Linked DNA regions of Homo sapiens: regions 1, 2, 4 and 5 are each linked to region 3. The links are chromatin loops, found by intact Hi-C in ENCODE. Cell type or tissue: dorsolateral prefrontal cortex. All regions are shown on one strand. Each heading gives the region's core, and the rest is flanking DNA. Links, peaks and the distances in the headings are about the cores only. Region 1 overlaps LOC101928882 (a long non-coding RNA gene). Region 2 has its middle 120 kb from the start of LINC01994. Region 3 has its middle 40 kb from the start of LINC02031. Region 4 overlaps SOX2-OT (SOX2 overlapping transcript). Region 5 has its middle 26 kb from the start of LINC02031.

The links. Hi-C counts contacts between places; a loop is a spot of excess contacts. Peaks named below come from ENCODE experiments on the same cell type or tissue, not always from the same donor. Only the 100,000 strongest peaks of a DNase experiment are listed, where the experiment ranks them.
Region 1: a loop joins it to region 3, with 5 times the contacts of the local background. A loop is called at or near these places in 16 of 110 quality-filtered maps.
Region 2: a loop joins it to region 3, with 6 times the contacts of the local background. A loop is called at or near these places in 2 of 110 quality-filtered maps.
Region 4: a loop joins it to region 3, with 5 times the contacts of the local background. A loop is called at or near these places in 36 of 110 quality-filtered maps.
Region 5: it touches region 3 in a loop (9-fold over the local background); 13 of 110 quality-filtered maps call a loop at or near these places.

What each region holds. Positions count from the first base shown.
Region 1 is chr3:180,799,655-180,805,632 of GRCh38, forward strand. The region is part of intron 3 of LOC101928882 (a long non-coding RNA gene); the gene reads right to left. Among named protein-coding and RNA genes, the nearest start is that of FXR1, 110 kb to the right of the region's middle. RefSeq lists an enhancer at 5,077-5,614. In dorsolateral prefrontal cortex, for the core only: CTCF peaks have their summits at 3,385 (motif pointing right) and 3,587; no DNase peak of the experiment used is centred there; H3K4me3 peaks cover 116 bases.
Region 2 is chr3:182,361,287-182,367,264 of GRCh38, forward strand. No RefSeq gene overlaps it. Among named protein-coding and RNA genes, the nearest start is that of LINC01994, 120 kb to the right of the region's middle. In dorsolateral prefrontal cortex, for the core only: CTCF peaks have their summits at 3,276 and 3,479; DNase peaks (open chromatin) are centred at 3,185 and 3,705; H3K4me3 peaks cover 1,677 bases; H3K27ac peaks cover 1,766 bases.
Region 3 is chr3:182,680,714-182,686,691 of GRCh38, forward strand. No RefSeq gene overlaps it. Among named protein-coding and RNA genes, the nearest start is that of LINC02031, 40 kb to the left of the region's middle. RefSeq lists silencers at 1,549-1,618, 2,029-2,098 and enhancers at 1,769-1,818, 2,943-2,992. In dorsolateral prefrontal cortex, for the core only: CTCF peaks have their summits at 1,680 (motif pointing right), 1,881, 3,044 and 3,256; DNase peaks (open chromatin) are centred at 1,698 and 3,038; H3K4me3 peaks cover 2,058 bases; H3K27ac peaks cover 1,738 bases; H3K27me3 peaks cover 3,031 bases.
Region 4 is chr3:181,208,030-181,214,007 of GRCh38, forward strand. All of the region lies in intron 3 of SOX2-OT (SOX2 overlapping transcript), which reads left to right. Among named protein-coding and RNA genes, the nearest start is that of SOX2-OT, 150 kb to the left of the region's middle. In dorsolateral prefrontal cortex, for the core only: CTCF peaks have their summits at 2,386 (motif pointing right) and 2,591; no DNase peak of the experiment used is centred there; H3K4me3 peaks cover 324 bases.
Region 5 is chr3:182,614,752-182,620,729 of GRCh38, forward strand. No RefSeq gene overlaps it. Among named protein-coding and RNA genes, the nearest start is that of LINC02031, 26 kb to the right of the region's middle. In dorsolateral prefrontal cortex, for the core only: CTCF peaks have their summits at 3,583 (motif pointing left) and 3,784; a DNase peak (open chromatin) is centred at 3,564; H3K4me3 peaks cover 1,896 bases.

The DNA of each region.
Region 1 (5,978 bases), core at 287-5,286, 1.9 Mb before region 3:
CACTCTCACCACTTCTATTTAACCTAGTACTGGAACGCCTAGCCAGAGCAAACAGACAAGAGAAAGAAATAAAGGGCATCCAAATTGATAAAGACGAAGTCAAACTCGCTGTTTGCTGATGATATGACTGTATACCTAGAAAATCCTAAAGACTTCTGCAAAAAGCTCCTAGAACTGATAAATGAATTCAGCAAAGTTTCAGGATACATAATCAATACACACAAATCAGAAGCTCTGCTATACACCAACAGTGACCAAGCTGAGAATCAAGAACTCAATCCCTTTTACAATAGCTGCAAAAAAAAAAAAAAAAAAAAACTAAAATTTTTAGGAATATATTAAATACCTAACCGAGGAGGTGAAAGACCTCTACAAGTAAAACTACAAAACACTGCTGAAAGAAATCATAGATGACACAAACAAACAGAAACACATCCCATGCTCATGGATGGGTAGAATCAATATTGTGAAAATGACCACACTGCCAAAAGCAATCTACAAAGTCAACGCAATGCCCATCAAAATACCACGATCATTCTTCACAGAACTAGAAAAAACATCCTAAAATTCATTTGGAACCAAAAAAGAGCCCGCATAGCAAAAGCAAGAAGAAGCAAAAAAAAACAAATCTGGAGGCATCACATTACCTGACTTTATACTACAAGGCCACGGTCACCAAAACAGCATGATACTGGTATAAAAATAGGCACATAGACCAACGGAACAGAATAGAGAATCCAGAAATAAAGCCAAATACTTACAGCCAACTGATCTTCAACAAAACAAACAAAAACGTAAAGTAGGGAAAGGACACGCTATTCAACCAATGGTGCTGGGATAATTGGCAAGCCACATGTATAAGAATGAAACCGGATCCTCATCTCTCACCTTATACAAAAATCAACTCAAGATGGATCAAAGACTTAAATTTAAGACCTGAAACCATAACAATTTTAGAAGATAACTTTGGAAAAACCCTTCTAGACATTGGCTTAGGCAAAGATTTCATGACCAAGAACCCAAAAGCAAATGCAATAAAAACAAAATTAAATAGATGGGACTTAATTAAAAACTTCTGTACAGCAAAAGAAACAATCAGCAGAGTAAACAGACAACCCACAGAGTGGGAGAAAATCTTCACAATCTATACATCTGACAAAGGACTAATATCCGGAATCTACAAGGAACTCAAACAAATCAGCGGTAAAAAAAACAGACAATCCCATCAAAAAGTGGGCTAAGGACACGAATAGACAATTCTCAAAAGAAAATATACAAATCGGCAACAAACATATGAAAAAATGTTCAACATCACTAGAGATCAGGGAAAAGCAAATCAAAACCACAATGAAATATCACCTTACTCCTGCAAGAATGGCCATGCTCAAAAAATTAAAATATAATAGATGTTGGCGTGGATGTGGTAAAAAGGGAACGCTTCTACGCTGCTGCTGGGAATGTAAACTAGTACAACCACTATGGAAAACAGTGTGAAGATTCCTTAAAGAAATAAAAGTAGAACTATCATTTGATTCAGCAATCCCATTTTGGATATTTACCCAGAGGAAAAGAATTCATTATACAAAAAAGATACTTGCACACGCACGTTTATAGCGGCACAATTCGCAATTGCAAAAATATGGAACCAGCCCAAATGCCCATCAATCAACAATTGGGTAAAGAAATTGTGATATATATGTACCATGGAATACTGCCAAGCCATAAAAGGAACAAAATAGTGGCATTCACAGTAATCTGGACATAATTGGAGACCATTATTCTAAGTGAAGTGACTCAGGAATGGAAAACCAAACATTGTATGTTCTCACTCATAAGTGGGCGCTAAGCTATGAGGATGCAGAGGCATAAGAGTGATACAATGGAGTTTGGGGCCTTGGGGGAAAGGGTAGGAAGGGGGTAAGGGATAAAAGATTACACACTGGGTACAGTGTACACTACTCGGATGATGAGTGCACAAAAATCTCAGAAATTGCCACTAAAGAAGTTATTCATTAATCAAACACCACCTGTTCCCCAGAAACCTACTGAAATAAAAAAAAATAAATTTTAAAAAATGCTTAACATCTCGAATCACCAGGGAAATGCAAATCAAAATCACAATGAGATATCACCTTGTACCTGTTAGAGTGGACATTATCAAAAAGATGATAGATAAGTGTTGCTGCAGATGTGGATGAAAAGGAGCCCTTGTACATTTTGTAGGAATGTTAATTTGTGGAGCCATTTTGGAAACAGTATGGAGGTTCCTCCAAAAACTCAAAATAGAATTACTATATGATTCAGCATTACTACTACTGGGTATATATCTAAAGGAAGTGAAATTAATATGTAAATGAAATACCTGTACCCTCATGTTTATTGCCACACTATTTACAATAGCCAAGATATGAAACCAATTTAAGTGCCCAGCAACAGATGAATAATTTTTTTTTTTGAGACAGAGTCTTGCCCTGTCACCCCGACTGGAGTGCAATGGCGTGATCTCGGCTCACTACAACCTCTGCCTCCCGGGTTCAAGCGATTCTTCTGCCTCCGCCTACCAAGTAGCTGGGTTTACAGGTGCGCACCACCACACCTGGTTAATTTTTGTGTATCTTTAGTGGAGACAGGGTTTCACCATGTTGGTCAGGCTGGTCTCGAACTTCTGACCTTGTGATCCACCCGCCTTGGCCTCCCACAGTGCTGGGATTACAGGTGTGAGCCACTGCACCTGGCCAAATGAATGTTTTTAAGTTTTACACACACACACACACACACACACACACACACACACACAATGAAATACTACTCAGCCATAAAAAAGCAGAAAAATTTGCAACATGAGTGAATCTAGAGGACATTGTGTTAAGTGAAATAAGCCAGGCACAGAAAGACAAATATCATGTAGTCTCACTTATATTTGATATCTAAAAAAATCACAGAGTAGAATGGTAGTTACTGGAAGTTGAGCGGGGTGAAAAGGGTGGAGAGGGAAAGGGGACATGTTGGTGAGAGGGTATGAAGTTCCAGTTAGACAAGAGGAATAAGTTCTGGTGATGTTTTGCACAGCAGGGTGACTTTAGTTAGTAATAACGTATTGTATATTTCAAAAATTTCTAAAACAGTGGATTTTAAATGTTCTCACCACAAAAAAGTGATAAGTATGTGAGGTGATGGATATGCTAATTGGCCTAATTTGCTTACTCCACAATGTATAGATGCATTAAAGCATCACATTGTACCCCATAAATATATACAATAATTATTTTTCAATTAAAAATTAAGAAAAATAGTTTAAGCTCTCCCCTATTCCTGATTGAATCTAGAATCTGCACCATTTGGTGGAGGTCTGCTTCCTTTGCTTCACTTTTACTCTAGATGGCAGCAGCAGAACAAAATAGAGGAGAAAAATCTGTTCTCAATGAGATGATTCCCTGTCTACTATGTAAAAAAAAAAATCTCAATGTTATTTGAAACAAAATATACCACTTAAAAATTTTCTTTCATTATAGAAATACTTTAACAGTATTTCAATTATTAAAAATCAATGTACAGATGTCTTCATAATTGTTCAACTTGTCAGGACACTAATAAGATATTTACAGAAATTTTTTATGATAATATTTCTGTAAAGACTCACTCACTGCTTATATTAACAGATTTACACTTGGAGGCTAAGGTGTCATGTTTGAATATCAAATACACTTTTTAAATTGATGGAAACATAAGGGATAAATAATCGAAGGGATAACAGAAATTCTCTGGGTGAATATATTACAGAAATAAAACTTTAATATTTCTCTAATAACCATGTTTTTAAGATTATTTCAAATAAAAATATACACATGAAACTGGCTTTAAATATATTAAAATTATAGCTTGTAAGCATTTAAAAAGAAATAATTTTATTATAAAACAACATTTTCCACCATCACACTTTAAACTGTGAGGATTTATGATGCAAGAGAATTTGTAGATGAGATTGCAGAAACACTGGAAACATTATAAAAACAAAGAGACCTAGAGAGGAACCAAGAGATTAAAAGAAAGATGCAAGTTATCATAATTTTCAAAAAGGCACTTCCAGAAAATATAATTTATTTTGCTTGACATTATAGCCTCACAAAACTCTCGTCTAGATTAAACAGAATTCCCAAGAGCTTAGAAAATAGAATTGTCCAAGTTTTGTGCCTTATAGCTCTATATTCATGCCTCTATATTCATAGATTTATGTATTTATTAAGACAATTTTCCTGCAGAGGGCATCAAAATATCTTGGAGAAGGGTTATCTTTTTCCAAATTACACAAAGGTGCCATTTGGACTAATGGTGGCACTGTTATCATGAATCAGAATGGCTTTACTAAATTAAAGCCCTGCCAAACTAAAACTTCCCTTTTTGTGCTAGAATTATTGGCTTAATAAGAATTTATTAATCAGAGCCTTCAGATTATCATTGTCCAATCAGTTATTTAACCAGATAGATGGAGAGGCAGCATAGAATAGTGTCAAGGAGGCAGGCTTTGGGTGGAGATCTTAGTTGGATTTCTAGCTCTGCCATTTACTCATAGGCCCCGCTTATGTTTATGTGAATTGGAAAGCAGCTTGGCATTCTGTGATTGGAACATTAATTTTTTATTTTCTTTATCTAACCATTGCATTCAAGAAATTTAACCTGAGGGAAAAATCAGGAAGGTGGAAAAAGCTTTATGCACAAAGAAATTAATCACTGTGTGATTTATAATAGTGAACAAACTGAAAATGAGGTACAACAGGGAAATGGTTAAGTGAATTACAAAATACAGTAAGATTCAGTAATCAAATGAGCATTTATCAAAGGTTTACAACATGCCATGTATTCTGCCTGGCACTGGAGATTCAGCACTGAACAAGATAGATATGGAATCTGACTTTTCTATGATAATTTAACATCAACTTAAAGTAAGCAGGAGGCAAGCACTTATAACACCATACTATCCACTATACGGTTTATATATGGATATATGTATATGTGTGTATATGCAGAAAAAATACTAGAAGAAAATAAATCAATATGTTAATAATTGTTAGGTCTTTTGTTATAATAATTTTATATACTTTTCAATATTTTCTACAATGAGAATGTTACTGTTAAAATTTTTTTTTTAATTATACAAAATGGCATTATACCAAAGGTAGGCTACAAAAGAAAACAAAATTATCGAATAATGTACTTAAAAGTCAAGATCACTTCATGGTACAGGAAATCCCTTCAGATATAAAGACATATTACATTGTCTTTTCTTGTATTTTGATTTCCATCACAGTGTCCTTTGGAAAGCTCACTTCCTCTCTAGCATTCGGAAGGCCTGTCTGTTCTTATGCGGGGAAGGAATGTGAATGCTAGCAGCACATTCCACCCTGGTGACACAAGGGGGTGCACAGGACTTGCTTCCAAATGTTTCCCTTTGTCTTCTTGGAAAGAAGAGGGAAAAAAAAACCTGACATTTGATTTGGTGACCAACTAAAATGTTTTAACAGGCTTATGTATACAGTTCACAGCGCGTTTCTAACGCGAGAGATCTCTGAGGGCATGATCCTGTGTACAAACCACTCCTACTTCCCCACATTTATTTCACAAGAAAAAATATTGCAGGAGAATGAGTGGCCTTTTAAAGCACAATTAGTGAAACAGGAGACTGCCTGAATGGCCCAGAATAGGGATTGTTAAAGAAATGATGGCACATAATAAACAAATTAGAAAATAACCATTAAAAATAATGTTGACATGGAAAGGACATTAAAAAGCAATTCATACAATAATACATACAATATGGTCTAATTTTTTTATTTAAATGTATTACATGAATAAGTAGAAAAATCTGGAAAGAGATATACCAAACTATTAACAGTCATTATCCTTGAAAGCTGGATGACAGGTTTATTACCTTCTTCCTATATATCTACATTTTACAATTTTTGTGTACAATGAATAAAAAT
Region 2 (5,978 bases), core at 623-5,622, 320 kb before region 3:
AGAGAAGGTTTGGAATGAGTTACACTTTTTATAATTGAAGAAAAAAAACATTTTACAGATCTTTAAAAGATATAATAGGCTGGGCACAGTGGCTCAAGCCTGTAATCCCAGCACTTTGGAAGACCGAAGTGGGCAGATCACAAGGCCAGGAGTTCGAGACCAGCCTGGCCAATATGGTGAAACCCCGTCTCTACTAAAAATACAAAAATCAGCCAGGCATGGTGGTGGGCACCTGTAGTCCCAGCTACTCGGGAGGCTGAGGCAGGAGAATGGCATGAACCCGGGAGGTGGAGCTTACAGTGAGCCGAGATCACGCCACACACTCCAGCCTGGGCGACAGAGTGAGACTCCATCTCAAAAAAAAAAAAAAAGATATAGTAGAGGAAGTATTGTTATTATTGGGATTAAATGAGTATGTTTTCTGTTTCTGGCATATAGTTCAGAGAAATTCCCGGTTTGGGAATACAGAAGAGGTAGTCAGAGGAAAGGTGCTTGGGGTACTGTGCTTCTTTCACAGCACCGAGCAAGCAGTAAGGGCTACTCTAATCCCAGCTCTCTCATAATATCTCTCCAGTGAATTTCTTGTCATTACAGGCAGTCCTTTATGCAATCTATGATTCTGTATGTCACACACTACAGTGAAACAAAGACCAGCTAAATGCCATAAACCATCCAGAAGCCTTTTTGTTCCTCTAAGGAGACCAACAAATCTATTCTTATTGGTATTCCTGTTAAACCCTTATAAATACTGGTTAGTCCTCCATGGCCATTTAAGAGACTTTTATATGGTTTTTGAAATGCTCTCCAGCCATATTGCTTTTATCTTTTTTTTTCTTTATTGATTTTTCTCCTTAAGACTTTAATTCACTCTTCTGCAGTTGCTACAGTCAAGAGAGAAATTCTGCAGATCACATAGAGATAACATTCCAACCCAGACTGGGTCACACCATCTCACATAAGAATACCAGCATCCTGCAGATAACTGGTCCTTTCCTGCTTTTCAAACCCTTTTGGTCTCTCTTTTCATTTTTTTTCTCTCCTTTAGTATTTGAGACTTAATCTTTCTTCAGTCTTATTCTTCATGCTGAGCTCATCTGAAATGTACCAATAATTGCTACCAGCTAAATCTGGTTTCATCATTCTGAAAATTCCTCATTGAAACCAGCCCTGTGGAATAAGAATCTGATCATTTCTGCAAGTTAAAGTGACATTTGGCATGTAGCTTTACCAATATATTATCATGTATGTATAGATAATTCCTGGGTGGGTTTGGTTATATTTCTAAGAGGTATGGGCATATAAAATTTAGCTAAATGCTTCAGCAAAATACCATTTAATTCTATTAAAGTATCATCTAAGTGGCAGCATTTTAAAAAACCTTAGGGCAACTAATCCTTTATGGAGTTTAATATTCTGCTGAAAATCATCTTTAGCTTTGATTGCTAAGTAGACCAAGTCTTGGATACACTAGGAGAATGATTGCCTGATCTACTTTGTCCTTCAGATATTTTTTCTATTAAATTCAACAAATATTTTCTGAGTTCCTACAATGTGCTAACTACTACGTGAATATAGAGTTTAAAAAGGTATTGAATATAGAGTTAAAAGAGTCAAACTCACACTTAATATGTATGTATTGTAAGCACATATATGTTTGTTGCAGCACTATTCATAATAGCAAAGATATGGACTCAACCTAAATGCCCATCAATGATAGATTGGATAAAGAAAATGTGGTATATATACACCATGGAATAGTACACAGTCATAAAAAAGAATGAGATCATGTCCTATGCAGGAACATGAGTGGAGCTGGAGGCCATTATCCTTAGCAAACGAACACAAGAACGGAAAACCAAATACCACATGTTCTCACTTATAAGTGGGAGCTAAATGATGAGAACACATGGACACATAGAGGGGTACAACACACACTGGGGCCCACCAGTAGGTGGAGGGTGGAAGGAGGGAAAGGATCAGGAAAAATAATGAATGGGTACAAGGCTCAATAACTGGGTGATGAAATAATCTGTACAACAAACCCCCATGACACAAGTTTATCTATATAACCTGCACATGTACCACATGTACCCCTGAACTTAAGATAAAAGTAAAAAAAAAAAAAAAAGACATACAAACAAACAAATGATATGAGAAATACATATTTTGAAATATATACTGTGATTGACTCTATCTAGAGGATCAGGGAAGGTTTCCTGAAGGAGGTAACATTTACAATTTTAGATTAAAATATCTTCAGGTAAGACCATTAATTCGTCCCTATACAAGTTCTGCCTTTATCCTTCAGGCTGAAGTAATCATCAATATCAATGTCACATGAAATCACTTATAGTCCTGTAATTTATAAAGGTACTGGCAACATTTCACAACTTGTTGCAATTATCTTCACAATATCATTGAACATTAAAGACAGGAGAGGAACAAGGCATGCCTGAAAAAAAAAGTGAAGTTGATTTTAGAGCTTTCTTTCCTATCTCCTGGTATCTTGTTTCCTCCCCTAGCCCACTAGCATCAACCTTGGGTCTTAATCCAGCCATACCCTGCTAAATGCTAATTGCTAAGTTAAGCATGAATTCCTATCCTTTCATATGTTTGGATTTTAACTGGGCGAGGGGAGTCCCATTTGCTGGGAAATGCAGAATAGTAAAGCTAGAGCGGTGGAATGATTGACATTAGGGTTGACATCTGGAGAAGTGAGAGCTGTCTAGGTCTTCCAAAGACTGAATAATGTACAAATCCATGGCACTGTATAGTCAAAATATGACTTATTGGAATAAGTATTTCCATTCCAGTTTAAAGGGTGCACTGATTTTTCTCGAGGTCACAGAACAAAAAATGGAGTTGCCAGGAATCTATCTCTTCGCTTCTCTGTTCTAAACTCCCTTAGGCCATCCTACATTAGCTCTTAGTATTTATTATTAATTTATTTTATTAATTAAAACAGTTCAGTTAATAACAATATACACTTGTGTAGTGATTTATAGTTTACCCTCCTGATTTCACGTGATCTCATTTAATCCTCAAAAACAACCAAGTGATAAAACTGAGGCACTGAGGGGTGGAGAGACTTGTCCAAGACCACACAGCTGTTGGCAGGGCTGGCACTGGCCTGGCACGTGAGGGCCTGGGGTCTGTAACCTCTCTCCTGCCAGGGCGGACGTTACTGATGTGTTTGGGCTCAGCACACTCCTACAGCTGTCCACTGTGTGCTCAACTGAAGAAGCCATTCTCCCAGACAGAGGGAGCTCTTCTGTGGTTAAGGATATAAAAAGAGCTGTGTTCTAAGGCCAGAATTTTCCCCCCAGTTCTTCTCAAGGTCCATTCAGAGGCTAACGTCGCATTTCTGCAGCCCAGGCACTTTAACTGTTATTATTTTTGTGTTTATTTTTTGTTTGTAGAAAGAGTCCGGGACATGTTGCATATTTACGACGCCAAAATAGGAAGTGTGTGATGCCCACTCGACCGCAATGAATTCCAAGGCATAAAGGCCCCAGAATCTCTGGATACAAGAAGTCCTCACTCTGCCATCCCTTCTTGAGTGGTGTTGGTGGACTTCCTATGTGATCCCGAGGTGGAGTCAGCTGGTGTAAGAGTTGGCAACCAGCTCTGCTCCATAGACGGCATTCACTTAGGAAGCACGACTGGCGGCTTCATGCGATTGGAGAGAAAAGGGGAGAGGGGGAGGTGAAGAGAGGAGGAGGAGCCCTCGGCAGAATTCCAAGTTCCGTGGCACTGGCCCCACGGAACTCTGGAAACAAGAATCAGGCTTGGGCTGCGCAGGTTCCAAGTCACAGGGCTTCCATGGCTGGCAAGCGTCGAGCCGGAAATTCAGTTGAATAGAGCCCTAAATGTTTTTTTGTTTGACATTCATGCTTAACAGAAAATGATGAATCCATTAGCAACTCCTTCCGTTGCCAAAAGAAACAGACTTGCACTTGTAGATTGCTTTCATTCTGCGCTATCAAGCCACTGCATGTGCTGCTTTCACAAAGCTGACAGTCATCTATCATTTTTAAATGGGTTTAGAGGTACAGTCGTCTTTGTCTGAAGTGTGTGGATGTGTCAGCGTGAATGTGACTCATTAAAACAGACTGACCCAAACAGTTTAAATGGGATTCACAGTAGGGGGAAAATGTTTTATTTGAGGTTTGTTTGGAATTATTTTGAAGTTTGTCACTAATTTTGAAAAACAATGGGCTCATTTTCCTAACTTCTTTTTCTTCCCTGAGATGTGTCTAAGAGAACAAATAGCTATATTATGCACTGTCTCAAAAACATGCTCTTTGGAAATGAAAAAAGATTCTATGATTATGAAATGTCAAGAGTTCCCTTGTGCTCTAGAACATTTCACATACTTAAATGACTTCATGAAACTCCCCCAAGTTTCTCTCTCTCTCCTCAGACCTTTATCCCCAATCCATAAATGACATCTTTGAACATAATCTTTAGACCCGTTTTTCATCATTTCTATTAGCCTTTCAAGGAATGCCTTTTGAAGTCAAAGATTTAACATATGGATTAAATCTTCCATAAAATGGGTTTAAATATTAAGAGAAAAACACCTGGCTGTATGTATCTGGGTTCCACAGGACATTGTATTGTTTTAAATGCTTCAAGATGTTCAATAAAACTGAATATGGCCAAACTCATGTCCAATGTGGGCCTGTGGGCCCTCAAACCTGTTTCCAAATGGCTGTTTCTCTCTCTCTCATCTCGCATTAGTGTGAAGTTCCTAAAGCAATAATAGAAGGGCCAATAGCAGAAATTAAGAAATTAATTAAATTATATTATATGTATATATATAATTAAGAAATTATATATATATCAATGACAAAATTAATTTATCAAGAGTTTCAATATAACTAGTATAATTGATCTTCCAAGTTTTCTCTATGGGCACAGAGGGATATATTCAAAATGTTTAACACCAATAAGTCATGGGCACAACCAAGTAGAACAGACATCATGGCAGGGTCCTGGAAGCTCCTTGCTGGATGAAGGAGATTAAAGGAGCCCCAGCATTGACATCAAGGAGGCTGGGACAGTGTGTTGGGGCAGGGGGCACTGAGAGTAGTGGTTATTTATTAACTCGTAGAGATGAATTTCAATATTTTAATACAGAGCTGTACCAGTGTGTATTGGCTGAATTCCAGCCCTACTTTTACTCCTTCGTTGCATAAATTCCTAGGATTTGAGGAAACAAAAGCAGGTATACCTTCTTATGTTTGAGCACTGCTCTATACTTACCCGCTTTTTTTCGTGTACGAACCCAAATAAACTGAGTGTCTTCTAAGGCATCAAGCACTATTCAAGCTGTTCTCATAGGAATTTGTTGTTAAAAGTGAGGAATGAGGATTAAAACATTAAAAAGGGTAAAACAGTAATTATGGTATTATTTAAACATTTCTAAAATTTCTTAGTCTTCACCCCATTTTACACAGAAGACTTCTAAATTTTTAGCACTACAAGGCACATTTGTAGAATAAAATACGTAGAATGTGTATTTAACTTATGTCATATCTTTCCTTTAAGGAGTTAAAATGAGTTGTCATAATGATTTGACTTAATTAACCAATTCAGTCATTCCTTGCCACCACCACCACTCCCAAAAAAAGGTAAATATTATGATACCCTTTTGCACTGGAAATGAAAACAAATGCAATTTTTAAGATCCTAAGCCAATCAAAGACCAGCTCAAATCAAGCTCTTGCATCCAAGACTGCTTTGACTGAGTTGCCAAGTGATCCCACAAGTAACATCTATGTAGGAGGAAGGGGAAATGCGAGCACTGTAAGACCTCATCCTTTAAGGAAGTATAATTGGATGTCTCTTGTGTAACTTAGGCCATTTCAGAGCTTAAGATAAATACACATCAAATATAAGGGGGAAAAAGAGGAATGTATTGATTTTATCCCACTGACAAAAAGAAAAAACAGTTTCTATTGAAATACATACAA
Region 3 (5,978 bases), core at 339-5,338:
TGTCTGCAGTGTTTTGTTATGGCAGCCCTGACAAACCAATAGAATATCCATACTCATAAAGTTTTTCATTGTTGCTGTGTCAAATAATTATACCCATTTCCAACTCATGGTCCCCAAAACTTGTCACTTCAACCAAAACCAGGTGAGATATAAAAGGGAATTACACATTCAGTTGGAAGGAGATACATACAGAAAACCCCTTAAAAACCGGGATCTTTTTTCTATTCATATCTTTCATAATAGTGAATCAGAAAAAGGTAAATTAAAGGTTGTTTGGGAAATTGACAGATCTTTCTTTGGTATGATACCAGGCTCAAGATCCTGTGCTTGTCAGACTAAGACTAAGATTGTACTACCTTTTTACTCCATGTGTTATATCCTGAAAAAAATTCCAAGTCCAGGGAAAAACTTGATAAATAGAAGAATGAAAATGTGCTGTCCAAAATATGTAAAAATACCACAAAACAGATTGTAGAGTATTGTCTATAGCCATTTAACTTGCATGTGTGATAAAGAGTATCATCCAAATATAACCTTATGAAATTTTTTTTAACTTCTAGAAGTCAAAAAGTACCCAAACACACACACATACACACAAACTTATGCTTTGTAGACGGGAGGGAGGTTTGCCATATGTGCGACAAACCGAAGGTTAAATCCTTATTACCTAAAACACAGCTTATAAATTCATAAGAAAAAGATAACTTATCATAATAAATGAATAATATTAAGCAATTCACAAAACAAGAAATTCAAATGTTCTACTAACTTTTTATTCTTTTATTCATTCAATCAATATCTATTGGGCATTTGGTATGTGCTCAGCATAATACAAGACACCAGGTACATGGTGATGAGCAAAAACTGGCCCTTCTCTGTAATTATTCGCAATATAATATTAAACCCAACTTACAATAAAAGAAATTCAAAATAAAATGGTGCCAGGGAATAATCAGACAAGTGTAGAATTGCATACAAAAATATTAATTGAGCTATTATAATAAGGAAAACTTGAAACTACCTTAATGTTTATTAATTCACTGTAAGTTAAATAAATGGATATAGACACTAAATTTGTCCCTAAAAATATGTAATGTCATTGGACAATTCCCACTGCAAAATATGATGGAAAAAAGCATGTGATACTGATGTTTAGATATATGCAAATTTCATATTTTCTACAGTAAAAGTATTATTCTAATAATTAAGGAAAACGCTTTTTAAACAACCAACATGAATGCTTTTGACAGGGATGCCATCGTGTAAGTTAATTGCCAAATAAACTAAATAAACTTTTTTTTTTACTATTATTCTTCAGTTGACAAATAAAAACTGTATAATTTACATTGTATGACATAATGTTTTGAAATATACATAAATATGCTTTCTTGGATGCTCACAATTTGGGTACACTTTGGAGCATACTGGAAAATGCTCCTAACGTTGGAAGCAACACAGTCCCCTTACTTGAGCGATAAAATGTTACTTTGTTCCTTAAATTAAAGAAAGGTTCGAAGTTTAGTTTGACATTCACCTCTGCCTTTATAAAACAAACACAGCCTATAAAATAACTTAAACGCCCAGAGTGCCGAGTTTCGTCGGGCCCTGGCTGCGCCGGGCCGAGCCCTGCCCCGCGGAGGTCGCCGCCCAGCACGGTCTGCAGATGGCAGCCTCTCGCGGAAAGCCCCGCAACGCCGCTTCCTGCCTGGGGGCGGCACTTGGGGCCCGCGCCGGGGTTTCAGAAACCTGTTCGAGCCGTTCCTTTATGGCGGAACGTTCTTATTTAGTAAATATTTATTCCACTCCCCGAGGACCCAGCACTAATCACTGCCACTTCTCTTTAATAATAAATGGTGAACTTCAAATGCGGCAGAACTCAGCCGGCTAATCAGTGCTCGCCGGGAGGTGCAAAACTGTCTGAAGCCCACCGGTGGACATGAAAGACGGAACATTTCCTGTTCCAGCTCTCGGTGGCCCAGAATAAACTTCAGCCGAATGAGAGGATGTCTAGGCGGCCGCCCCCCGCGCGCCGGCCCGGGAGCCCGGGTTCCATCTGCCCGCGGCCCGGAGGTGCGCCCCTGCCCGCTTCGCCCCGGGGACCCTCGGAACCCGCGGCTCTGCCCTCCACACAATCTGGGCTGCCGCTCCCTTGGGCTTTTCGTGAAAGCTTCCTTTTAAATTCGCTGTTTGGTCGCAAGCCATTTAGCCCTTTCCGTGGGCCCGGGCGAGGGGCGGAGAGCGGAGAGCGACCCGAGCTCCTGGGAACCTGGGGGCTCCGCGCTGGGGACTCCAGGCCGCCCGCCTCGGCTCTGGCCAAGGGGTCAGCACGTGGGGTGGCGTTTGCCCCAGCATTCCAGCCCTTTGGTCTCCAAAGGCTTTTTGTATTCACTAGGGAAGGTAAGGGCCGCCCCTTTAATGGTTGCATTTTGGAATGTAACAAACTATGAGGACCACCCGGTACGCTTGCGTTGGCATCATACGAGCCCCGCGGTCCCACCGTCACCCACGGCTGATTTGGAAATGCCACGGGGCCTTTGGACATATGGAAAGACTTTTGGCCCAGACACAATAATAAAAATATTCAAAACGTCTTGAGACATAACTCATTTATCTACAATTCTGTTTACTCAAGGTGTAATTTTCATTCTATATTGCCCATTCTGGTGAAGACATGAGTGTTTGAAGCGGGCTGACTATAGTTTTATGATAAGCCATATTTTAGCTTTAAATAAGAACTGCATTGCCTCCAAAGTATTCCATCTTTTGTGTAACAGAGACCCACAGATCCTAAGTGAAATTTGTTCTCAAATTTAACACATTTCTGTAACATATTTAAACCTGAGTTAATTTAGAATGGGTTGCTGGCACCACTGGGATTGATACTGAAATGGTTTTGCCTCATTCACATCGAGCCCTGCAAATGTACTTTAAATTCTACGCTCTTAATAATCCCTAGGCATGGAGAAAAGATTGGAAGTTCTTTTTCTACAACCGCTCACTGAAAACAACACAGTGCACGGTTTCAGTGATGAGCTTGGAGTGCCCCTCTGTGGAAGAAGGTGGGCACTGCAATTTTTCTTTCCTAAATTGACTTGCCGGTGTCTTAGGAACTGTGGTTCTTTACCTCTGCCAACCATGAAATTCGATGTTACTTTTCCATTAACTTTTGTGGATTGAACCTCACTCCTTGTTTTATATAGAAACTTAAATATGTGTTGAAAATAATGAATGAATCTTCTTGTCTCTCCTGCCCCCAAAGCTTTCCAACTGATGATAAAAGATGAGAACATTTTCTTGCAAAGCCCAAAGCTGTGTTAGTACCTATTCTGACATTTAGGACTAGACAGAATGGCTTGATAAGGAGCACAGATAGATGTTATCTTATGTGCCCGCAGGGGCTGCTACAGAAAGCTACTGAGACAGAGTTTGAGCTCAGGAAGAAAAGAATGATGTGATACAGAAAGTTAGGTGCAGAAAGTAAGTTAGTTACTCTCCCTCCAAAGAGTTGAAACCTGTGTTATTGATCTATAACAGTGCTGGCCATTGGCTCATTGTCGTGAGTTTATTTCATTTACTTCCGTTTTAATCTCAAAAGTCAAAACAGTGTATTCAGGCAAGGCAAGGTGACTCACACCTGTAATCTCAGCACTTTGGGAGCCTGAGGCAGGAGGATCACCTGAGGTCAGGAGTTTGAGACCAACCTGGGCAACGTAGCCAGATGCCCATCTCTCAAAACATTTAAAAATTAACTGGTCATGGTGGCGGGTGCTTGTAGTCCTAGCTACTTGGGAGGTTGAGGAGGGAGGATCACTTGAGCCCAAGAGTTCAAGGTTGCAGTGAGCCAAGGTTGCACCACGGCACTCCAACCTGGAGTGAAACCTAAATTTGGTTTCCCTCAGAGGTGATAAATCTTCACCTGAGTCATATGTTCAAGTTATACTTTAACAAGAGATATTTTCATTAGGATGCTTTTAACTGCGACTAAAACCCAAAATCTGTCTTATACAATACATGAGTACATTGACTCATATAACTGAAAATTCAGCTCAAGCTTCAAGCAAGGGTTGATATAGAGACCCCCCACAGTGTCACCATAGTATTAATTTCCTTCCATTTTTCTGCTTTATTGTCCAGGATATTGCCAAAAGGGGGATGGATGAAGCCACCAACATCATGGCTGCTCGAAGGAGGTAACTCAATGTTCTCTAAGAAGGAACGACACATGAAAATGGCTGTCATTTGAAAAAAATATATTTTTATCAAAGAGAAAATAATCTACAGATAAGACAGTATTTAAGAAGCAAAGCTTTATTTATTTTGAGTCTGTTTAGGTCCATGGTGGAGGAACTTGTCCTCCCATTTGCCACAGTATAAACGTTTAGTATGCCAATAAAAAGAGGCTGTGGTGAATCCCAACACACACACCAGGCTTCACACAGCACACCAAACTCAGTGCACCTGAGAGAATCCATGGTCTTGACTCTTCATCGTCTAGGGAAGTAACTGAGACTCAGGGCAGAGAAGTGAACATAAATTTCATCATATGAAAACTGAAAAGGCACTTCAAAACGTAAGTGGGGATCAAAGCTCTGCACACCAAAACTTGTTTATTAGTCAAGAAACAACAACTGCAGGCCGGATGCACTGGCTCATGCCTGCAATCCCAGCACTTTGGGAGGCCAAGGTGGGTGGATCTTTTGAACCCAGGAGTTTGAGAATAGCCAGGCAACATGGTGAAAACCCATCGCTACAAAAAATTAGCCAGGCATGGTGGCGTGCACCTGTAGTCCCAGCTACTTAGGAGGCTGAGGTGAGATGATCACTTGAGCCCAGGAGGTTGAGGCTGCAATGAGCCAAGATCATGCCACTGCACTCCAGCCTGGGTGACAGTGCAAGACCCTTTCTCAAGACCCTGTGGTCCAATTACAGATAGCAAGCTTCTTTTTCTCTGATACCCACAGCTCCTACTTGGCTTCATATGATGTTTTCTAAATTGATACACACACGGCAAAGAATACATTCCATAGTGTAGGAAATATAACTGGTATATGAATATCAAGTGCAGGATCTCACCAAGATTATTGTTTAGGATGAGCCTATAGTTTACACATCACTGATAGTCCATCTTTTATACTCTGTTTTTTAACTTTAATTTTAGAATTCAGAAATAGCCATGAACCTTCCATAGAGTCAACCTTGCACATTGAAAGCAAATTTTACATGCCGCTGTATTCACAGAAAAGATTTGGATACTCTGGATATGTATAAAGGTTTACGAGAAAAAATTTCTAAAGCTTTAAAGGCTGTCAGTCTCTTTAGTGTCAAGCCACTGATTTCTTTACCTTTTTTTTTTAACTTTTTAAAGAAATGAAGCTCATTGGCTTTCACTCAGTAATGTTCTCACTCCTCTATTTGTTTTGCAAGGAACTTCAAGTCTCTTCTGTATGTAATCTTCAATCTGCCAAATTGTATGCATGACTTGTGTTGGTGTTAAAAGATAATTGCTCATTTGAACATTCTAAATCTAGCCTTCCATGGCAAGTTTACATTCCTCATGCAAGATAAAGTGAATGGGGAGATCATAAAACTGGAGCTATAAGGAACACTGTTTGATCATGGTAAGATCGGTTTTGTTACTTAATTACTTTGTTTAAATTCATCTGAAGAACCAGTTGTAAATATTTTAAACCTTATTAAAGAAACACTTGAAAAAAGGGCCTCAGATTTCTGCTTCCGGTCGTAAAAGAGATTAAATATTCTGAAAGATCCTGCCCCTCAAAAACAAGTAGATCCTGGATAAATCATCCTTTATTTCATTTCTGAATTAGTAAGGACAAGGGGAAATCTTCAATATCCTTCAAAAAAAACTTTTCAAAAGGCAAGACGGTGAGCAATAATAAAAGGGGGAAATGGGCTGGCCTAAAGACAAAAGCTAATATCAGAGCTGTGTTAGCTGAACTAACTCTCGGGCTAGAAGC
Region 4 (5,978 bases), core at 436-5,435, 1.5 Mb before region 3:
AGAGCTTCAGCTTAATTGAGTTTACTTAAACCATTAAGCAGAGTTTTCTGAACTTTCTTCTCTGTATGGTGAGAAACCCAGGGTCTCTCTGAATATCTCTTAGGATTCTCAGGAGTGAGGGGTACTGTTTTCTGTATCTTACTTCTGCTTCCTTTATCCTGCAATGTGGGATTAATTGGGAGTGGAGATTAAAGATTAGAGAAATCTGCTTTACTGCCTGGAAAATTCAATCCCAGGAACTGAGAAAGAAATTTGGAGATATTCTTAACTATTTTGAAGGTGTGTGGATAAAATTTATGTGGAGACCTAAAAAAATTATCTTTTTATTTTAAAAAATTTTAACTGGTGCTAAGCAAAATATATATATTTAACCATCTCTTTTTTTAAAAGTTCATTTTACCCACTTGTCTTACTTTATTCATTCTGCTATAACAAAGTACTATAAACTGGGTGGCTTATAAACAAATAAATTTATTTCTCAGTTTTGGACGCTTAGAAGTCCAAGATCAATAGACAGGTATGTGGCACACTCCTGTAATTCCAGCTACTCTGGAGGCTGAGGTGGGAGGATCACTTGAACCCAGGAAGCAGAGGTTACAGTGAGCTGAGATGGTGCCACTGCCCTCAGGCCTGGGCGACAGAGCAAGATCAAGTTGCCAGTAGATTCAGTATCAGGTAAGGGCCTATTTCCTTGTTCATAGTTGGTGCTTTCTTGCCATGTCCTTACATGGTAGAAGAGGCAAACAAGTTTCCTCTGGCTTATTTTATAATGACACGAATCCCATTCATGAGGGCTCTGCCCTCACGACCTAATCACCTCGAAAAAAGGCCCTACTGCCTAATACCATCGCACTAGGGATTAGATTTCAACATATGAATTTTGGGGGAACACAGACATTTGAACCATAGTACCACTTCAGGATGCAATGGACAGAGATGAAAAAAAGTTACTGATTTTGCTCAGCTACAGAAGTTATGGAACTGGCATCACTTTATTAATTCAGGAAGTGCTTCTCATGTAACTGACCTTAGTCTACCTCTATTGGCCAAAGTTTCCTCATATATAAGAAGGGTATGTGGAGTATCATCTCTACAAATCATTGGCAGCTTTACTGGTTAATAAAGACACAGTCTTTAGAGCTGAAGGAATGAGAAAATGGATTAATATGGAGGTTAACTTAAGATAGAGAACATTTATTCCCTTATGAATTTTGACTTTTAAGAAAAGACAGCTTCCTCCCAGAAGAACAGATATGGTGAAATGGTAAAAGATGGAAAACCAGCTATGTAGCAGGTATAAAGACATGAGTCCCTTTGTTCTGAAGCATCAAGTCTCTACCTAATGCTAGAAGGAATTTTTAGAGAAATGGAGGCATAGCTACAAATGAAGTGGAAAGAAACCCTATGTATTTGCTTTATAAAGAAACTGTGACTTTGAGGACAGTTTTTACATTTAGGAAAAAAAATTTAAGTGGGAAAAAGTGTCACCAACAGCACACAAACCATACTGAAATGATTGTGAAAAGTCTGAAGTGACTGAACTCAAGAATATGAAGATCTCAAGATACTTCTTTGCAAATATGTCCCTTGTAGATGACAAGTCCCTTGTAGATGACAAGTCCCTTGTAGATACCAAATCTTGGGGTAAAATCAGCTTTGTGAAAGACTCACTTCCATGTAAATGTTTGCACCTTCTCAATGGGCTAGAATTTTATTGGTGAATGTTATTAATGGTAATGGGACATAGGTACACAAATCCTTTTCTGTGTCACTGGGAGATGGGAACTCTTAGTATGCAAAGTCTCTGCTGAAATCAAAGGGAATTTGCATAAGATCCACATTGGTTGCTTAACGCATAGTGTAGCTGGCATCCAGTGCATGCTAAAGGACAACATAAAAACCTCAAACACAAAATGGCTCTGTGCATTAATGCTGCTTAGGAAAGTGCTAGCTATTAAATATTTTCACCAGTATTAAGTATCTTGATATTTATTCTTAAGTAAGATTTTGAAAAATACTTATCATCACACTGCAGTTGATATGCAAATTTTAAAGCAACATTTCAGAAAGAAGCAAAATAATGCCACCAAACTGTTTATAAATTCTTCCATTTAAAAATAGTTTGCATCATATAAAAGTTAACTCCAATTCTCTCATACCAGTTAAACAATTATTTCATCAAATGGAATTGAATCTTAGTTTCTCAGTTTGCACAGAGAAGAAAATTCAAAAGAAGAATCAGAAATTAAATTGAAGTTTAGGCAATGCATTTTTAGGCAAAAATAATAGTAATATATGGCTGATATTTTCAAAGCTTGGCTTTTATTTTAAATTTTAAATTTATTTTTATTTTAAAGCTTCAACAGTGTTTTCCAGCAGGTGTCACTGTAGGCAAATATAAAATGACAAATACATCGTTTCTACAGCTTGCGGCCAATGGTTCCTTGAGAAAAAGATTTATATTCAGACTTCTCAATTATGATTTTGTTTCTGGTGTTGTCATTGTTGTTAATATTAGTCTCCTAGCATAATTTTCTGTTCCTATTGATGCATTCACAATGCAGTAACACTACCCAGTTGAATGAACAGAAGCAGTAGTATGCACTATGAAGTTCCACCCAGTTTGGGGGTAGAACTTTTACCATTTATAGAAGAGAATCCTAGAATCTTGAAATGCCTATCTAATTAAGATATATTTTAATTCTGAAGCCTCTGGCGGATTTTTCCTAATAGTCTTAATTAGTAATTTCTGATTTTTATGGTTGCTATATAAACTTTGTTAACGAAAAAACTCTAAAGTTTCATCAGGAAGGAAAAGCTTTAAAAGTATTCGGCAAAAACAGTTATCATTAGTCTGGGATGGGTATATGAAAGGAAGGAAGGACGTAATAATGTTACTGGTTACCTTGAAATTATACTTCAATGGTTGGGTTAGAATTGAATTCATATTATTCAGCCTGCAAAGGATGTCTCATTAGTTCCCAGAGAAACCATTTCTGAACATATTATCTCAAGGAAATCCAGAGAATCCATTATTTCTCTTTGCCCCCTTCTTTTTAATATGCACAGCACAGAGATAGGGAAGCAGAATGATAAGGTACTAGCAGGAGAATTTTCCAGGAGTTATTTTGCTGATTTCAAAGTCTTCCTGTTTCCTGGTATCCGTAAGCATCTTGGCATATTGTTCAGAGCTCCTAAAGAAGTGTTCGGTCTGCATCTACAGGCTAGACTTGGCTGCTGACGATTTGACATGTGCAGACAGATTTTTAAAAAAACGTATACAAGAGAAACTGGTTTAAAATACCCTTCTCATCTCATGCCCAATACAAAGACCCACATGACTGAAAAAATGTTTTATACACTTGATTCTTAGGAGAAGAAAGTTGTATTCCATGCATCCAAGCAGGTAAGCAAAAATATTACTTTCTCCATTTTATAATCAACTCACAAACTCTCAGGGAAATTGCTGGTTCCTGTGACTACAGTTCTGAATCCCAAAATAGGATCCACATCTCCTGACTCACTTCTTTCCCCTAGAACACATCGCCTAAAATAGGCGCGTTTTTTAGAATCCAAAAACATGTTTTCCTTTTAATAATGTCAGCGTTTACTGAGCCCCAACTCTATATCTGGACTATGCTAAGTACTTTATACGCGTTTCTCTCAATTCATTTTCTTCTTGCTCTCCTTTCCTATGATGTAGGTACTATCATTCGTTTTATACTCACACAGGAATAGATTCAAAGAGAACAACTTGCATGGGATACTGCAGCCAGGAAGGACAGAGAAGAGGCCTGGATTTGGGTCTTTCCAAATCCAAAAGGCTTTGTTCTTAACCAGTATACTCCCACAGCAAATATGATACATTATTTAGGAGAATAACAAACTATCCTTGGGAAGTTACACAAAAGAAACCAAGGCACTTTTCCTGTATTCTGTATGCTTTAGGTTAGAACCAGCCTCATCCTGTCCAAGGTGTTTCAGCTATAGCCCTGTATGGTACCGGCTGTGTTCAGAATAATGCCTGCAATTCCTGATGGCATTTCCCTGATTTCACTTATTATATCTATAGATTTAAGGTAAGATTCTTAACAAAATCAAAGGCTCTTCTGGGAAAAGACAATAACTAGAAACTCTGAGCATTGTAAATCTCACAGCCTATTGCATTTTAAGAAAGTGTAGTAAATATAATGAAAGAACTTCAAAGAACTACTCACAGTTCAGTTTGCACCATGTTAGAATATTTCCATTTGAGGCCCTTTGGAAAGGCATTTGGACTGTAACTTTAGTAATTGCAATGAAGTTAAGAGTTTACAGTGGATTTAAAGTCAGAGAGTCTTGGATTAAAATCTTTGCTGTGTCACTTTCCTGAACCTCAGTTTTCTCATCTCTAAAATGGTGGCTAATGTAAAAATAGCAGCAGCAATGAGTCAGTGGTTGTTAGGCACTAAGCAATGTTCTAAGTGCTTTACAGTCATGTCTTTCTTTATGCTCATAGAGCTCTTTACACAATGCATGGCACATATTAGAAAGCCAATTTGTTTGCTTGTTTCGTTTTGTTTTTGAAATGAGGACAGGGACTCTGACAAATTCATCTTTAACATTATAAGGGAAACTAAGAATCTGTCTTAAAACTAGGAGTCTGTGTTAAGGAATCACTGGATATTTGGATTTTATTTTCTCATTTTCCTATTAGTTCATTAATTCTCACTTAATTGCATGCTTTTGTGTCCTATCATGACCAGGAACTTGTTTTCCTGTCCACCTTCTTGTTTTCAGGAACCTGTTTTTCAGGAACCTGTTTTCTTGTCCACCTTCTTGTTTTCCCACGTTATTTCCTTCAAAAACCTCATGGCCTCTCTTCTCCTGGGTCCCAGGCACTGGAGGGTGGGACTTGCTGCCTGTAGGTGCAACCTGAACCCAGTACTCCTACACCAGGGTTAGGAGTTAGTGCTTCTGGTAGGAATAAAGTTACGTTCAAGCATGCATGTACACATGCACGCACACACACCCACACAAGTTAAATCATATATATGAGTTATAGTAAAATCATTTAAATGAATTTACAAGTTTATGTAAAATATCAAACTTTTCAAAAGATAATGATTTATGGTGTCAAAGGTAACGTGCTCGTTGAAGAATACTGGGAAAATAGAGAATATATTTAGAGAGAAATCATAATCTCAGTAACAGAAAGAGTAAGTAACATTGTATTCTTTCTTTCTAAATATGCTTAACTTAATTCATGTGATTTTGTATCTTTTAAAAATATGCTTTTCTGCTATAGATTGACATTGAAAGAAAAAAGACATTTAAGTTTCTTGTGATTCACAATAGTAAAACATGGCACTCTTACTTGACAAAGGAGAAGCCACTGCAGAAAGTGATTTTAGTCCAAAATCGTGTTTCTAACAATATTTGAATAGAACAGTTATGCAACTGCCTCTCCTAGAGTGTATTAGACAAGTCAAGAGGCTCTTGCAGCCACTGAAGAGATACTGAGGGCTGGGCGAATGTGGAAGCCACTTGGACCAAGAGAAGGTGGTGTGCTGGGCTGAGTGGGGGATTCCTACCACCTGGGACTTGCAGGGTGGTGGTCAGGAATGGGTATAGTATAGCCACAGCCTGTGTGCTGGAGAACAAAAAGCATGAAGCAATAACTCTGTAAGAGTAGTTACCCTTTGAAAATAAGTGGATACAATGAGCTCAAGCTCAATAGAAGAGTTAAGGTAACAAACATGCTTGCTCTCTGATATTAGGAGGTTTTTAAAGGCTACAGATGTTAAGACTTCCCTGAAGCCTTGAAACCCTTGGGTAAACACAACAGAAAGATGTGGGTGTGCTGGAGCCTGTGGTTATTTGATGCTGGAACCCAAGGTGTGACGTGTTTAAGGCCTTAACTTCAGAATAAAATGGAAAACTGAAGTTAAAGTGGACTAATAATGGCTGAGGTTTAATGGTAATACTGAATTTAAATT
Region 5 (5,978 bases), core at 562-5,561, 66 kb before region 3:
TGTTAAAGGGAAACTGGCTAGATCCATGTATATTCAAATCTGTGTGATAATGCACCATCTTCTCACAGGAATCTCCTAGACTGGGAGTCCAGATGCCTACAGTCTAATCTCAGATCTCATGAGTTCTGTGATGCTAATAACTCACTTAACCTATCTGGGCCTCAATTCCTTCATCTGTAAAACAGGGGCACTGAGAAGGTTTGAGCTGAATTAGAATTCCCACTTCTAACACTGCACAAGGGACACTATACTGCATTCTCTTCTGGAAGGATGTAACTTTGCACAAAGAGGCAGTAGGACATACACACTGGAATTAGTCAACCTGCATTTGAATCCTGGTTCTGCCATTTACTAGCTATGTGTCTCTCAGCAACTTACTTAACTTTTCTAAGACTCAGTTTTGTTATTTATTATAAATAACAATAATAATTATTGAGAAGTCAAATGAAAGAATGCATATAAACTGATGAGCAGAGTGCCTGGCACACAAGAAGTGATCTTTAAAAATGCTAGTTCATATGACATTTAAACATGTTTCTTATTTTTGTGCATCAAAAATGTTCATGTGTATCAAAAATGGAAATGATTCATTTCATTCTGTTTTTTAAGCTTTCTGGTTTTTGTGTAAACCTGGAAAAATTGTTCATAAGCTCAAGTTCAACTCCAGTTATAAATTCAAAGATGTCTGATTAAAAACTCTCTACCTTGTTGTGGAAACTCATTTGTTGTAATATTCCATTAAGCCAGCTGTGAGCTGGTCAACTGAGCACCCACTGTGTGTCAAGCACATCTGAAAGAATGTAAATGCTTGAAAGGATCATTTAAGCAAAACCTATACAAAGAAATATACTCCTAATTCCTTTATTTTTTGATTCTGTTATTTTATATCATTGACCCTTAGACACAACCATTGAAATTAGTCCAGAAAGAGAGTGTGTATGTTTTATGTCATTCGTTTACTCAAAAAATATTTATAACCATGTATTCTGTACATGATGCTGTGCAAATCTGAAGCAGATGCAGATTATCTAATCCCCAGCTCCTAGGAGCTTGTTATCTTGTAGAAAAGATGCTACATACAGATATACCTATCAACCAAAGCAGTATTCATGTGCCATTAAAAAACACAAAGTAAAGAAAAATGAAAAATTATTTCTAGCTGGAGACAGAGAAGAAGTAAGGTGAACCTCTTGAAGAAGGTGGTATTTATACTGGTCCTTTAATGGCGAGCAGGATTTCAATGATTAAGAGATAGGTTTTAGGGAGGAGAGTCCCTGAGGGCCTCCGAGAAATTAGGAATGACAGGCATCAGCAAAGACTGGGAGAGTCAGATCCATGACATCCATCCATGAAACGTGGCAGAGTCCCATCTGGTCAGCATGTGAGATACAGGCAACAGTGAGCACCAGGTTGGGAACGCTTTGCCTCAGCGGAGTTTAGGCATCATTTAGTAAACAAGGGCAAAGCATGGAGGATTTGAAGAGCAAGGGGAAAATGCTCTCAGAGGTGTTTTAGGAAGAACGATCCGGCACTATGATCTATTTCTCCTTTCCCAGAGAAAAGCCCTACAACCTATGTCCCTCAAAACAATATGTTTATCCTCAATGTCTCTAAAAAGTGCTATGGCCATCCCTAGTAGCATATTAACTGTTTAAATAAAAGCATTATGTGAAAGACTGCAGTCCTTATGTCAGGGTAACATTGAAGGTGCAAGGCACGTGTCAGAAGATGAAATAAACTCAGAGTAACCTATCCCCTCTAGAGTCCTGGCTTTAAATTCAGGTTGCATCATAAATGAATAGGGTTTGGTGGCCTCCCGCCTATCTCCTGGGAACATTTGTTTGATTTACAAAAGTACGACACAATTTGACACACTCAGTATAATTAGCATTCGCTATTTGGGAGAATGCCCCCAGACAGCTAGAATTCAAATGCACCGAAGCCAGACCTGAATTTTTTTTCTCTGTCCTCCTCTTCCATTTTTTTTTTTCCTGCTCTCTCCTTTCTTCATCAGAGGACCATGCAAGCTGGAGATTCGAGGAAGCAAATCCCAGATGTCCCGGGTGCTCTACACACCAAATCAAGCAACAAAATGCATGTTTCAGCCTCTACCGTTCTGCTATGCGTAGAGAACAGAGGCTGTTGTTATATGTTCTGCTCCCCAGACTTCTTCATGCAACTGTTGATTACACAGTGTTGGTTTCACATAAAGAGTTTTTCTGGAAGAAGTCCCATTTCAGAGAGAGGTGCTTAGTATTTAACAGTGCTCCTGCTAATAATGATTAAAGTTATTACTGTTACTTAAATAAAGCAGGGCATAAATACATAGAAGACATTGGGTTAACTACTGCTCACAACATATGAAAATATCCTCTTTTCTCAAGCACAGGAGTTTGCCTGTTCATTTTAAATCTGTTTAATTCCAATTTTAGGGGGCCTTGTGACAGTCATCCAAAAGTTAGCTGCCAAAACTGTGACTATATTAAGCTGTTTATCACACACCAACTAAAGGTGGTGCGTGCTGGTAGACACACAGAAAAGCAAAGAAAATTGGAGCTCATTAGCCAGGGAGGCCAGGAAAGCTTTAGGAAAATTCTGAACTGGGAAATATTTGTTAGAGAATTTTAGTTGTGTTTCTTCTAAGGACAAAAAAAAAAAAAAAAAAAACAATCTAAGTTTATAAACAGAAGCAGCATAAATGAGTTAATTTTAAAGTTATAATAGACAATGAAGAGGTGAGGATAAATAGAAAACACAGACCTCAAACTCCAAGGCAAGTGAACGGAATCTTCAATTTCTTGATCCTTTGGTTTGACATGGTTGACACGCTTCCCATGGCTCACAGCCTGAAAATGCAAGGCAAGAAATTCATTTTCTATTTTTTTTCTATCCAAAAGTTACATGTGTCATTTTAGAATCATCACAAGTTTCAATTGGATGGGATCCAAAAAAATGTCATCTTCCTGTGAGTGCGTAGCAATATAGCAATGCAGAAATGGAATCATAACTGACCTGGAAAACAAGGAGGGCCTCTCCAAACTCCACATCCGAATGGACACACCACATTTGGTTTCTTCTCAGCAGTGACTAATTTTGATTAGATTTGAAGGCCCAATTTAAGCTTAGCCTAGAAGCTGCTTCCACTGCTTATTAGTGGTCTGTGCCCTCATTAACTATCATTGAAGAATGAGGTGGAAACAATCATTCAAGAGCATCTACTCAACTCTACATTCAAAGCCACAGCAGTTTATTTTATCCTTTGGTTTGGTGACGGCTTGGGAAGGGGAAGTCAATTTTCCTTCATTTCTTGGAATAGAATTGGAAACTAATTGCATGTTGCTCTTAAAATTCGTTAAAAAATAGTTTGAAACTAGCCCATAACGTCACATAACCATAGATGACAATTGGCCCCTAATTGTACCTCAAAGTTTAGCCACTGACGGTTCATTTGTATTTTCCTTCTCAACACGCTTTCCCCCTCCCCAGCACCCCAAACAAAACATGCTACTTTTAAATAAGATTTGTGGAAAGTCCTAAATGGGGTACCATAGACGAGTAAACAGTGTCACCTAGTGGGCCAGAGGACACTAGGAAAAGAAGAAAACTAGTAATCTGTACAAATGAAAATACCGGCCAACTGACAGCATTAGGCCACATTTTGCCTTCATTTTTGCCCTCTGTTGTCAACCATGAGCAAAGAAGAAAGTTTCCTCCAGGACACACTAATAAATAATCACAAACAAATAAACGCCAAACCCCACAGCTTTCCCTCTCTAGTTCCCTAATAAAGATCTTACCTAAGTAAAAATAACAGCTGGCATTAATTCAGCATTTACAGAGAGCGGATATTTTGCAGAGAGCTTTACCTGGGGCATCTCACTTGGTTACCCAGAGTCCCATTATTGGTTAGGGAGCTTTGGTGACTTGCTTGAAATCATAGACTCTGACACAGCCCCTGTGGTAACACCTGCTCTGTAGTACCCCCCACACAGCCCAAGGGCAAACAATGAGATCTCGGAGGGACAAATATATGTAATAACAGAATCATTAGACACATATTAAGCATTTACTGTGCCCCAGACTATTTAGGGGATACTAAAATGCACTGACATGGATCCTGCCCTCTAACAAGTTGTCATCTAAAGGATCCATTTGTAGAGTACTTTAGAGTTACTATCATTTCAGGCTATCTTCATGTGCCTACAATGTAATCAAGGTCCTGATTTTAGAAATGAGGTTTTGGGATTCATCCAAGTTCACACAGGTAAGAAGTGGCAGCCCTTCAGATTTAAAGGTGAGTGGATCACTCCACCTCTTGCTGCCTCTTTCACCAGTGCAGCTGCTAGAGATCTCTGGTTTCATGACGAGGTATGGAGGCCACAGACGGCAGAGAGCTGACTCAGAGAACAATTACCACAGGGTTCAGGGGTGGAATGTTCTTTCCCTCTACCATCTCCAAACCATCCCAGCCTGACAGGAATGACCATAAATCAAATCTCTTGATAGATTAGATTAAAACAGATAATTCCCATTCTGTGGGTCTCAAAGAATGAGAACTATAAGGAGATTTTCTTAATTTAAAAAGGGGTGCCGGGCGCAGTGACTCACGCCTGTAATCCCAGCACTTCGGGAGGACAAGGTGGGTGGATCGCCTGAGGTCAGGAGCTTGAGACCAGCCTGACTAATATGGTGAAACCCCATCTCTACTAAAAATGCAAAAATTAGCCAGGCGTGGTGGCAGGCACCTGTAATCTCAGCTACTCAGGAGGCTGAGGCAGGAGGATTGCTTGAACCTGGGAGGCGGAGGATGAAGTGAGCCAAGAGCATGCCACTGCACTCCAGCCTGGGTGACAGAGTGAGACCCCATTTCAAAAAAAAAAGTGGGGGCGGCAGGAGTGGCATACATGAGAAACCTACAGCAAACATACCTAATGGTAAGAGATAGCATGCTTTCTGTTCTCACTCATAGGTGGGAATTGAACAATGAGAACACTTGGACACAGGGTGGGGAATATCATACACCGGGGCCTGCCGTGGGGTGGGGAGAGGCGGGAGGGATAGCATTAGGAGATATATCTAATGTAAATGACGAGTTAATGGGTGCAGCACACCAACATGGCACACGTATACATTTGTAACAAACCTGCGCGTTGTGCACGTGTACCCTAGAACTTAAAGTATAATAAAAAAGTAAATAAATAAAAATAAATAAACAAAAAAATAAAGAGATAGCATACTTTCCCCTGAGATCAGTAACAAGATAAAGATATTCTCTTTCACCAACCTATTCAAGGTCCTAGCTAGTGCAGTAAGATAAGAAAAAGAAATAAAAAGTATACATATTAAAAAGGGACAAGTAAACTGTCTTTACCACAGGTGACATGATTATTACAGTAGAAAACTCCAAAGAATCTTTAAAAAATTATTGGAACTACTAAGCAGGTTTAGCAAGGTTGCAGGATATAAGGTCAATATACAAAACTCATTGCTTTCCTACATACCAGCGATGAAAAACTAGAATTTGAAATTAAGAAATAATACCATTTACAATACCACCCAAAAAAAGAGGAAGAAAAAGTACTTGGGCATATGTCTAGCAAAATACATATAGGATCTGCATGTAAAACTTACCTTCAGTAGGGAGGAAAAAAATCCTTCTGTTTTATAAAAATAGGTTAACAGAACAAGGAACAGTATATTCTTCATCTTTGTACAGAATGGGAAATTCTTCCAGAGGCCAGACTCAAGATTTCAAAATCCTGGGATTAGTAGCCCACCTGGGGCCATCTGGGCTCCTTCTCTCTTCTGCGGTCTTACAGAATAAGGGAACCAGGGTGTGGCATACTCAGAGTGCCTTAACTCACTTAGGAAAGCTAAGGAGAGAACAAAGAAGGGAGGGGAAAAAAATAGCGTTTTTCATTAAAAGCCTTAATACCATCAGATGATAAAAAGAAGTAAGTACAGCCTTTCTCCTGACT